Linked DNA regions of Homo sapiens: region 1 is linked to region 2. Evidence: chromatin contacts called from ENCODE Hi-C or POLR2A ChIA-PET data. All regions are on one chromosome and are shown on one strand. The core of a region is the stretch at or near the end of the contact, and the rest is flanking DNA. Distances in the headings are between cores, read along the strand shown. Region 1 overlaps NIBAN1 (niban apoptosis regulator 1). Region 2 overlaps NIBAN1 (niban apoptosis regulator 1).

The links. A loop is a pair of places that touch in the nucleus more often than their neighbours do. ChIA-PET counts read pairs that join two places held with the same protein, here RNA polymerase II (POLR2A). Pooled maps may share reads with other maps.
Region 1: a pooled map shows a loop between it and region 2 (2.5-fold over the local background). The contact joins two enhancer-like sites. A Hi-C loop is called at or near these places in 3 of 50 pooled maps. POLR2A ChIA-PET finds 5 or more read pairs at or near these places in 2 of 52 experiments (PC-3 and activated T-cell).

What each region holds. Positions count from the first base shown.
Region 1 is chr1:184,915,715-184,920,193 of GRCh38, reverse strand. The region is part of intron 1 of NIBAN1 (niban apoptosis regulator 1); the gene reads left to right. Among named protein-coding and RNA genes, the nearest start is that of NIBAN1, 57 kb to the left of the region's middle. Within about 2 kb of position 3,098, at least 3 of the 41 ENCODE cell types and tissues checked have a DNase peak (open chromatin) inside an H3K27ac peak, as active enhancers do.
Region 2 is chr1:184,804,317-184,808,359 of GRCh38, reverse strand. NIBAN1 (niban apoptosis regulator 1) reads left to right here. Exons shown (of 14, transcript NM_052966.4): 10 at 125-286; 11 at 2,304-2,414. Among named protein-coding and RNA genes, the nearest start is that of EDEM3, 51 kb to the right of the region's middle. Within about 2 kb of position 2,148, at least 7 of the 41 ENCODE cell types and tissues checked have a DNase peak (open chromatin) inside an H3K27ac peak, as active enhancers do.

The DNA.
Region 1 (4,479 bases), core at 1,849-4,348, 110 kb before region 2:
ATTTAGTCATGGGCTCTGAGTTTCTTTCTTAAGATGAGAGCCTTGATTTTCCATTTTTACACGTCTTGTAGGTTTCCTCCTCCTCAATGTCCTCCAGTTGGAGGCTCAAACCCACTTCCTCTTTAAAGTTTGCTGCATTTCCTGTCCATTCATTTCCCTGACTTTGGTGTCAGGTCTTATTTATTTAAAATTATAACAACTATAAGTTTTTTCTTTCTATCCCTGGGTAATGAATTGCAACAAGACTTTTCATCCCCAACACCTCCCCCTCCCCCAGCCCCTGAAAAAAGGAAATTTCTTCTGCTTGAAGGTACTTTTGATTGCCTGTGATTAAAAACAATTTTTTTTTGTTATCTGGAGATTATTAAAGAGCCAATGACTCATAGAAGGCATTGTATATTTACGTATATATTATACTCATTACCTAGGATGTTTACAGAATTTCCCCCTTGGGAGTTAATATGCAGCTGCGTTTTATTCCTCACCTGTTACCATTACCCTAATAGAGACAAGTCCAAAGTACCACGGAAACCCTTCAGGAGAAACAGCAAAACAGATGACAAAGCAGCTCATTTCTTTTCTTCTTAATGGTCTCTTTTTTTAAAATTATTTCCAAAGCAAATTTGAGTGTGTTTTGATTTTCCAGGAAGTAAATAACTTCTGATATTAAGACCGTTTAAACGTGGTTATTTTCCCCTTTGCACTGAATCGGATTAAGCCAACCAAGTATTTTGTGCCATATAAACATGGTCTTAATCTAAATATTCACCTCAAAACTTTCTTTGTAAACATGTAGTTTTGATGCCTTGGCTTCCAGCAGAATGGTAAGCTTCACATGGGATTTGGAGAAAAGGAATCAAACACTCCAGCGCTCCCTTTGGGAACTCCTTCCCTGGAATCCAAGGCTGCTTCAGGCAGGTCACCTTGATTCACCTATAGGTCAGGACAGGCCAGTTTGTACCAGATATTTACATGCTTAAATTACTGATCTTTTTTTGTTTGTTTGTTTTCAATGTGTCTCACACTAAATCACTGCATAGCTAAACATATTACTTTAGGATGAGTCTTTCTGACAACTTAAAATTTATTTGTAGTCTTTCTGGTTCTCTAATGAAGGAATAATAAACTCACAGTATGTAAGAAAAAGAATAGTTTTGGAATGGAGTTTTCTAAAGAATTTTAGAGGTTTTTTTTTACAAGTTTAAATGTTGGTGTAAATGTTCCATTTGTGTGGCAAATTAATTTTCCATGTGCATTCCCTTTATTCCAATGGTGGAGGATGTTGGGAGGGTGGACAGGGAAAATACACTCACTATACAGCTAATATCAATTCTGTGCCTGCTACTGACCACTCTAGGCTCTCAGGAACAAAGATGAGCAATGCACTTTCAATGAGCTGCTATACTGGAGAGAGAGGGCATGTAAATAAATCACTATATTACATTATGGTGTAGACATTGGAGAAATGGGGGTTCAGGTAAAAGACTGGGTAAATATAGAAAAGGGAACAATTAATTCTGACCAAGGCGTTAGGTAAGGAGAATTCAGGAGAAGCTTCAAGGTAGACTTGCAATTTGACTTTGCAGATGAATAGGAATTTATCTGGGTCTATAGGTTCTAGGAAGGGTGAACAGTACAGGCAGTTATAATGTGCTATGCTTAACCACTGTGGGGAACGTGCCATAGCCAGCATATACAACGCTCTGTGGATAGAGGAGAAGCTGGACAGGTGGGTTGGGACCAACTTGAGAAGAGCCTGGAAGAACCCAAGGTGGCTTTTATCAGGGGAAGGACCTGATCAGTTATGTGTTTTCTAATGTTACCTTTGCCGTGATGTGAAGAGTGGGTTTGAAAGGGGAGCAGTTAGAGGCAAAGTTAGGAGCTCATTGCAGTCATTATTTTTGTAAGAGACGAGGGCCTGAACCAGTCGTTGGTGGCAAGATTGCTTTTGAGAGAGATCCCCAAAGCCCAAAGGGCAGGGTTTGCTGACTGTGGCACCTAGAGGAGGAGATCCAAAAGGATGATTCTGAGGTTTCTACTGCAGGCACCCAGGTGATGGTGAATCTGTTAACCGAGACAGGGGAGCAAATTCGAAGTGCCTGTCAGGACTTTCACAAGGAGTTATTCAGCAGGAGACATTTGGAAATATGCGGCAGGGATCCAGGAGAGGTTGGGACAGCAAACACACATGTAGGAGTCATTGGGTTGTACAGGCAGTTCAGTGGGGTTGCGTTTTTAAGGGAAAGAGTGACTGATTAAGAAGTGGATAGAGGTGATGAATCTGAGAACAATGGATTCAGGGTATTGTTTCAAGAGGTTTGATGGTTAAGGGTAAAAAAGAGGGCAGTTGCCTGAGAGGTAGATGAGTAATTTTCTTTTCTGGGACTTGAATGCATGTGTGGGTGAAAACTAGTGGTGAGGAAGACAATGGCAATCCGAGAAAAAGGAGATAATTAATGTAGTGAGTTTGGACGAAAAATATTGGGGGGGTCTTCCTTTTGAGGTGGACAGGAGGAGGAAAGTATAGTAGATGATGAGATGAACTTAGAGGTGGATAGAAGAGAAATGAAACTTATTATATCTCCATTTGCTTAAAAGAGGAAGTCTGAGTAAAGGGAGGGTGGAGAAGGGAGTTTAAGGATACTTTTGAAGATGTGAGAGCTGCTTTGAAAAGTGGAAGAGACCGGCCGGGCAGGGTGGCTCACGCCTGTAATCCCAGCACTTTGGGAGGCCGAGGCGGGCGGATCACGAGGTCAGATCAAGACCTTCCTGGCTAACATGGTGAAACCCCGTCTCTACTAAAAAAAAAAAAAAAAAAAAAAAAATTAGCCGGGCGTGGTGGCGGGTGTCTGTAGTCCCAGCTACTCGGGAGGCTGAGGCAGAATGGCATGAACCCGGGAGGTGGAGCTTGCAATGAGCTGAGATCGCGCCACTGCACTCCAGCCTGGGCGACAGAGTGAGACTTCATCTCAAAGAAAAAAAAAAAAAAAAGTGGAAGAGATAGTCATGGGGATAAGAAAAAGTTTGCTGAACAGCAATGAGTCCAGCCCAGGCTGGGGCTCATTTGTCTGCAGCGGAGCCAAGCGCACAGCATAGCAGTGTTTTCTGTACTGCTGGGAAGCCTGCAATAAGCAGCCGGGAAAATGGGCAGGTGGGTTGATCCGTGGCTAGATATTGGCTGGGCAGATTTTGAAGAAAGATTTTCTTAGGGATAGGAAAATCAAAGATATTCTTGACTGGTGTTAGTGAATCAACTATGAGTCCTGGAGATCAAGGATAAGTAGTGAAGGAAGTAAAACTTGGAGGGGTTCTAGGGTTAGGGAAATCGGGAGGGGCAAGAGCTTGGAAGGCTGAAGGAGATGAATAGTAGAATAAGCAGGTTTAAACGAGAAAAGAAAAAGGAAATAATGTTATGGATCAGGCATAGTATTTTCATACATATCTAGTTTATCAATTCATAAGTCATTCCTTCAATAACAAAAATATTTATTTTTGTCTTATTATAAATATAAAATATCTTTATTTTGTTATATTAAATGGAACAAACACTTTTCAGTCTTATCCTGGAAATTGAATATTTTACTTAAAAAAAACCCCTCATTTTAAAACTTTGGCCAAGTTGTATATGGTTTATTTGGAGACACACACACACATAATTATTCAAGGGGAATAAAGGGAAGTTAATGAATTGGATTTTTTTTGCTCATAGCTAATTTATTCCCCATCTACTGTGGTAGTAAAATAAAAATTAAATATTTACAGTTAGCCTATCATTGTCATGTACCTGTTACAATTAAATAAAGTGAAAATTTAAAATGTAAGCTGAAGTTAAGTTTCCAACCTAAGTTTCTTTTAGCATTACATGTAAATAATGTATTTACCTATTACAACTTTCTTTTTCCCCTCATTACCATTTTTTCGTTCCCCTACATCGATATCTCTGTTACAAAGCAATGGTATCTATTTATACTATGCAGATCAGCTTCAATGATGTGAAGAGCTCACAGAAATAATAATAGACACATTTATTTGCATATTATGTTTCTGCTTCTGCAAGTAATATTCTTTCTTATAATGCTTGTATCTTTTATTTGGAGAACTTCAAGTGATCTGGAAGAATCCCATTGTATTCCATAAAGGAGAGTAGATGAGCAGATGGCTTCCACATCTGCAAAATGGGAATGTTCGTGGACTTCTGAAACTATATTGAAATTTCAGAATTCTCTGTGGCAGTTATATAATATGCTCCTTGAAACAACAGCATATTCAGGAATGGACTAGAATCCAGGCCTTTTGCCAACAAGCCATTCTTTAATCCTACTGAGGTCATTATTTTCTCTATTTCCTAAAGTCAACAACCTGACATTAAGGAAGCCTTTGCTATGCAGGTTTCTTTCAACCTATGTCTCTCTGTCTCTGTCTCTTTCTCTTTCCCTTTTATATCTGTTATTCAAATTACATTTATGTGTAGTTACACAT
Region 2 (4,043 bases), core at 899-3,398:
TCCAAGTAGTGATTCACTTTAACAACTTGCATTTGATTGCTTAGAATGTATGTAATATGCAATATATATGCAATACCGCTCCTCATTCTGAGGGTGTTTAATGTTTCCCTTCACCAAAATGCAGCATCTAGACCGGCTTATGAATCTTCCGCTGCATTCCGTGAAGATGGAACCTTGTTATACTAAAGTCAACCTGCTTCACGAGCGCCTGCAGGATCTCAAGAGCCGCTTCAGATTCCCCCACATTGATCTGGTGGTTCAGAGGACACAGAACTACATGCAGGAGGTGGGTGTGGCAGGGGCATCCGTGGTGGATGAGGGTAAAGAGAGAGCAGAGAAATGGGTGCTGGCCAGTGAGACCAGCTGCTAGTGTAGCTCAGGGAAATACGTCGCGTCTCTTTAGCCATCATGTTGCGGGAGGACACGTTCTGTCCCTCCACTGGCTTCATCTTCCATCCATGTGGATGAACATCATAGACAAGACATAGCTCAGAAAAATAAAGTAGCATTAATTGATAACTACTTGATTTGTCAAATCAGTGCTGTAACCTTGGCTACACATTGGAATCACCTGGGGGAAATACTGATGTCCAGGCTGGCGTGCAGTGGCATGATCTTGGCTCACTGCATGCAACCTTTGCCTCCCGGGTTCAAGTGATTGTCTTGCCTCAACTTCCTGAGTAGCTGGGACTACAGGCATGTGCCACCATGTCTGGCTAATTTTTGTATTTTTAGTAGAGATGGGGTTTTTACTGTGTTGGCCAGGCTGGTCTCAAACTCTTGACCTCAAGTGAACTGCCCACCTCGGCCTCCCAAAGTGCTGGGATTACAGGCATAAGCCACCACACCCAGCCTATATGGCTACTTTTTGATAGAACTTCCCTACCCTGATTCCTACTGTTTCTAATATGCAGCCAGGATTGAGAGCCACTGGCTTAAATTAATTCCCTAACGTAATTAAGAGTAAACCAATCAATCAATCACAGCTTCATATTTGAATTTCTTGAGTCTACTTGACAGGTTTCTTTTTTTTTTTTTTCATAAGGAACCTTTTCCCCAGTAACAGGAATGAATAGCACAAACTCCTTCCGTATTATAGTGTTTCCTAAATGAATAAGGGGTACGGTCACCAAAGCTCTAAAGGACACCATGCCATTTCACACAGATATTCTGAGGAGAGATTACTGTGGGCCGGACACTGTACCAGATCCCACTTCAGGGAGCTTGAGTGAGACAAATTCTTAGATAAATTCACTACAATGTTGAAGGTATGATAAAGGTATATATTGTGGCCAGGCACAGTGGCTCACGCCTGTAATCCCAGCATTTTGGGAGACCGAGGCGGGTGGATCACTTGAAGTCAGGAGTTTAAGACCAGCCTGGCCAACATGGTGAAACCCCATCTCTACTAAAAATACAAAAAAATTAGCTGGGCATGGTGGTGCACACCTGTAGTCCCAGCTACTTGGAGGCTGAAGCACGAGACTCGCTTGAACCCTGGAGGCAGAGGTTGCAGTGAACCAAGAGTGTGCCACTGCACTACTCCAGCCTGGATGACAAAGTGAAACCGTGTCTCAAAAAAAAAAAAAAAAAAAAAGGTATATATTGGATGCTTTGGGACCACGGGCTTGGGGAAGAAAGGAGAACTTTTTTTTTCATAAAGGTTATGGGCAGGATTAAGTGATACATTTTAGCTAACTAACCCTTGAGTTGTGAGGGATGAAAGAGGAACGAGGAACAAAATTGGGCAACAGTTTAGCAGAAGTCTCTTTCGTAATACTGGACCCTGGTGACGGGAACACAGGCAAAGGTGCAGAGAATAAGATACCTGAACTACTTCTGCTTTCTGACCCATGAACATGTCAGCCACTGTCCCCACCCATCCCTGACCCTGCCTCTCTTCCCAGCCCTGCAGAGAGAGGGAGAGATAAGCTGTGGAGCGGTTTACATCTACTTAAAGTGGAGGTGCCACCAAAAACTAGTTGAAGAAGGCTCCAGCCTCATCCCTTAATCAGTGGCTGCAGGTATCAAAGAATAGGAGTGCCCACGGGAGATGACAGAATGCTTGCTCAGTCCCATGGCCTTGGGTTTTCCAACTTCTTCCTGCTCCCACTGTGACCACGTGACCATTTGTTTCACAGCCCTGGTGATGGGGTGATGTTGCCTTGGGTACCCCCACCGAATAGCAGCCGAGGGGACTCATCTCTGATGGCCCCTACTCTGCAGTCCCACTTAGCCAGGCCTGTGGGTGGTGATCCCAGCCCCTGACTGTTGTCTGTTTCTGTGTCGCTTCTGGTTTCTAGCTAATGGAGAATGCAGTGTTCACTTTTGAGCAGTTGCTTTCCCCACATCTCCAAGGAGAGGCCTCCAAAACTGCAGTTGCCATTGAGAAGGTTAAACTCCGAGTCTTAAAGGTAAAACCGTTCTCTTGTTTGTGGGAAGCATAAAAAGAGAACGTGACCCCTGTTTCTTTTGTAAAGTGGAAAATACCAAGTTCTCTCCTTGGCTCTAATCTTTCCCCACTCCTTTCTCTCCCAAGTCCAGTGACTGTCAGTCCGCTGCAGTTTCTCCAGTGTGACTTCCATGCCTCTTCTGCCATCTAGCGGCCACTGCTGGTCCTCAGCATCATTACCCACAGCTACAGGCCCCGCGTCCCAGCCTTCATAGAGATCCAACTCGACAAACACGTATTAGCTGTCCACTATAAGCACTGCATGGGATGTAAAAGTAGGCAAGGCACAGCCTCTTTCTTCAAAGAGGTTACAATATAGTAAAATCCATTAAACTGGCGAATAATTTATTGATTTTGAAAAATCAGAACCTCATGGCAAAGGAAATACTCCAAAGAAAAGAAATCTACCATATGAAATTGTTTTAAATGTACTTCAGAGTGTTTATTAAAATAGTTTTAATAATAGGAGCTTTCACATATATGTTATATTTTAAAGCCTCTTACCTGATCCCCACAAGAACTTGTGCATTAACTAGAATATTCCCCCATTGTACAGATGAGGAACTGATTCTGTAAAAGCTAATGTGACTTAATTAAGCTCAACAGGCTGATCAATGGTGAGCTTAAGGATAAACGATCATACACCTAGTCCACTAATTTTTTTTACTGCCTTCTAGTTCCCCTAAACATTGCCTTGGAACAGAAGATCAAAGTCCCACAGAGCCTAGGGGTGGTCTCTGAATTTCAGACTTGATCTTGATGCCTCACAGGCAAGAGGAAACTCTAGCAACTAAATCATTGATATTAAAAACAATATTGGGGCCGGGCACAGTGGCTCACGCCTGTAATCCCAGCACTTTGGGAGGCCGAGGCGGGCAGATCACGAGGTCAGGAGATCGAGACCATCCTGGCTAACACGGTGAAACCCCGTCTCTACTAAAAATACAAAAAACTAGCCGGGTGTGGTGGTGGGCACCTGTAGTCCTAGCTACTCGGGAGGCTGAGACAGGAGAATGGCGTGAACCTGGGAGGTGGAGCTTGCAGTGAGCGGAGATTGTGCCACTATACTCCAGCTCTGGGTGGCAGAGTGAGACTCTATCTCAAAAAACAAAAAACAAAAAAACAAAAAAAAAAACACCAATATTGCTCATGATAACACACATAATGATGAAATTGCAATGCAACTAAAAAAAAAAAGATAGTGTCAGTGTCAAATGCTTTAGCGTACAGAAAGAAAGGAAGAAAAAATGTAGAAAGGTGTTGAAATATTAGGACCTCAGGTTTCAAAGAGATTTTGAGTGCCTTTAGTTCAACTTCATATTCAGTGTTCAGCAGGTTCCCTCAAGGGGTGGTCCCACTAGTGCTCCGACACCTGCACTGGCAGGATACTTTCTACCTCTCAGGATAGCCCATTTTAGTTCTTGACAGCAAGAACATGCTTTCTCATGTTAGGCCAAAGTTCTCACCACTGGTTATTCCAGTTCTACCCCCTTCATTCATAACCTTCTTCCACGTGGCAGCCTTTGGTTGTTTGAATAGAGTTATAACTTGCCCTAACTTATTATCTCCAGTATAAACACCTTCATCTCTT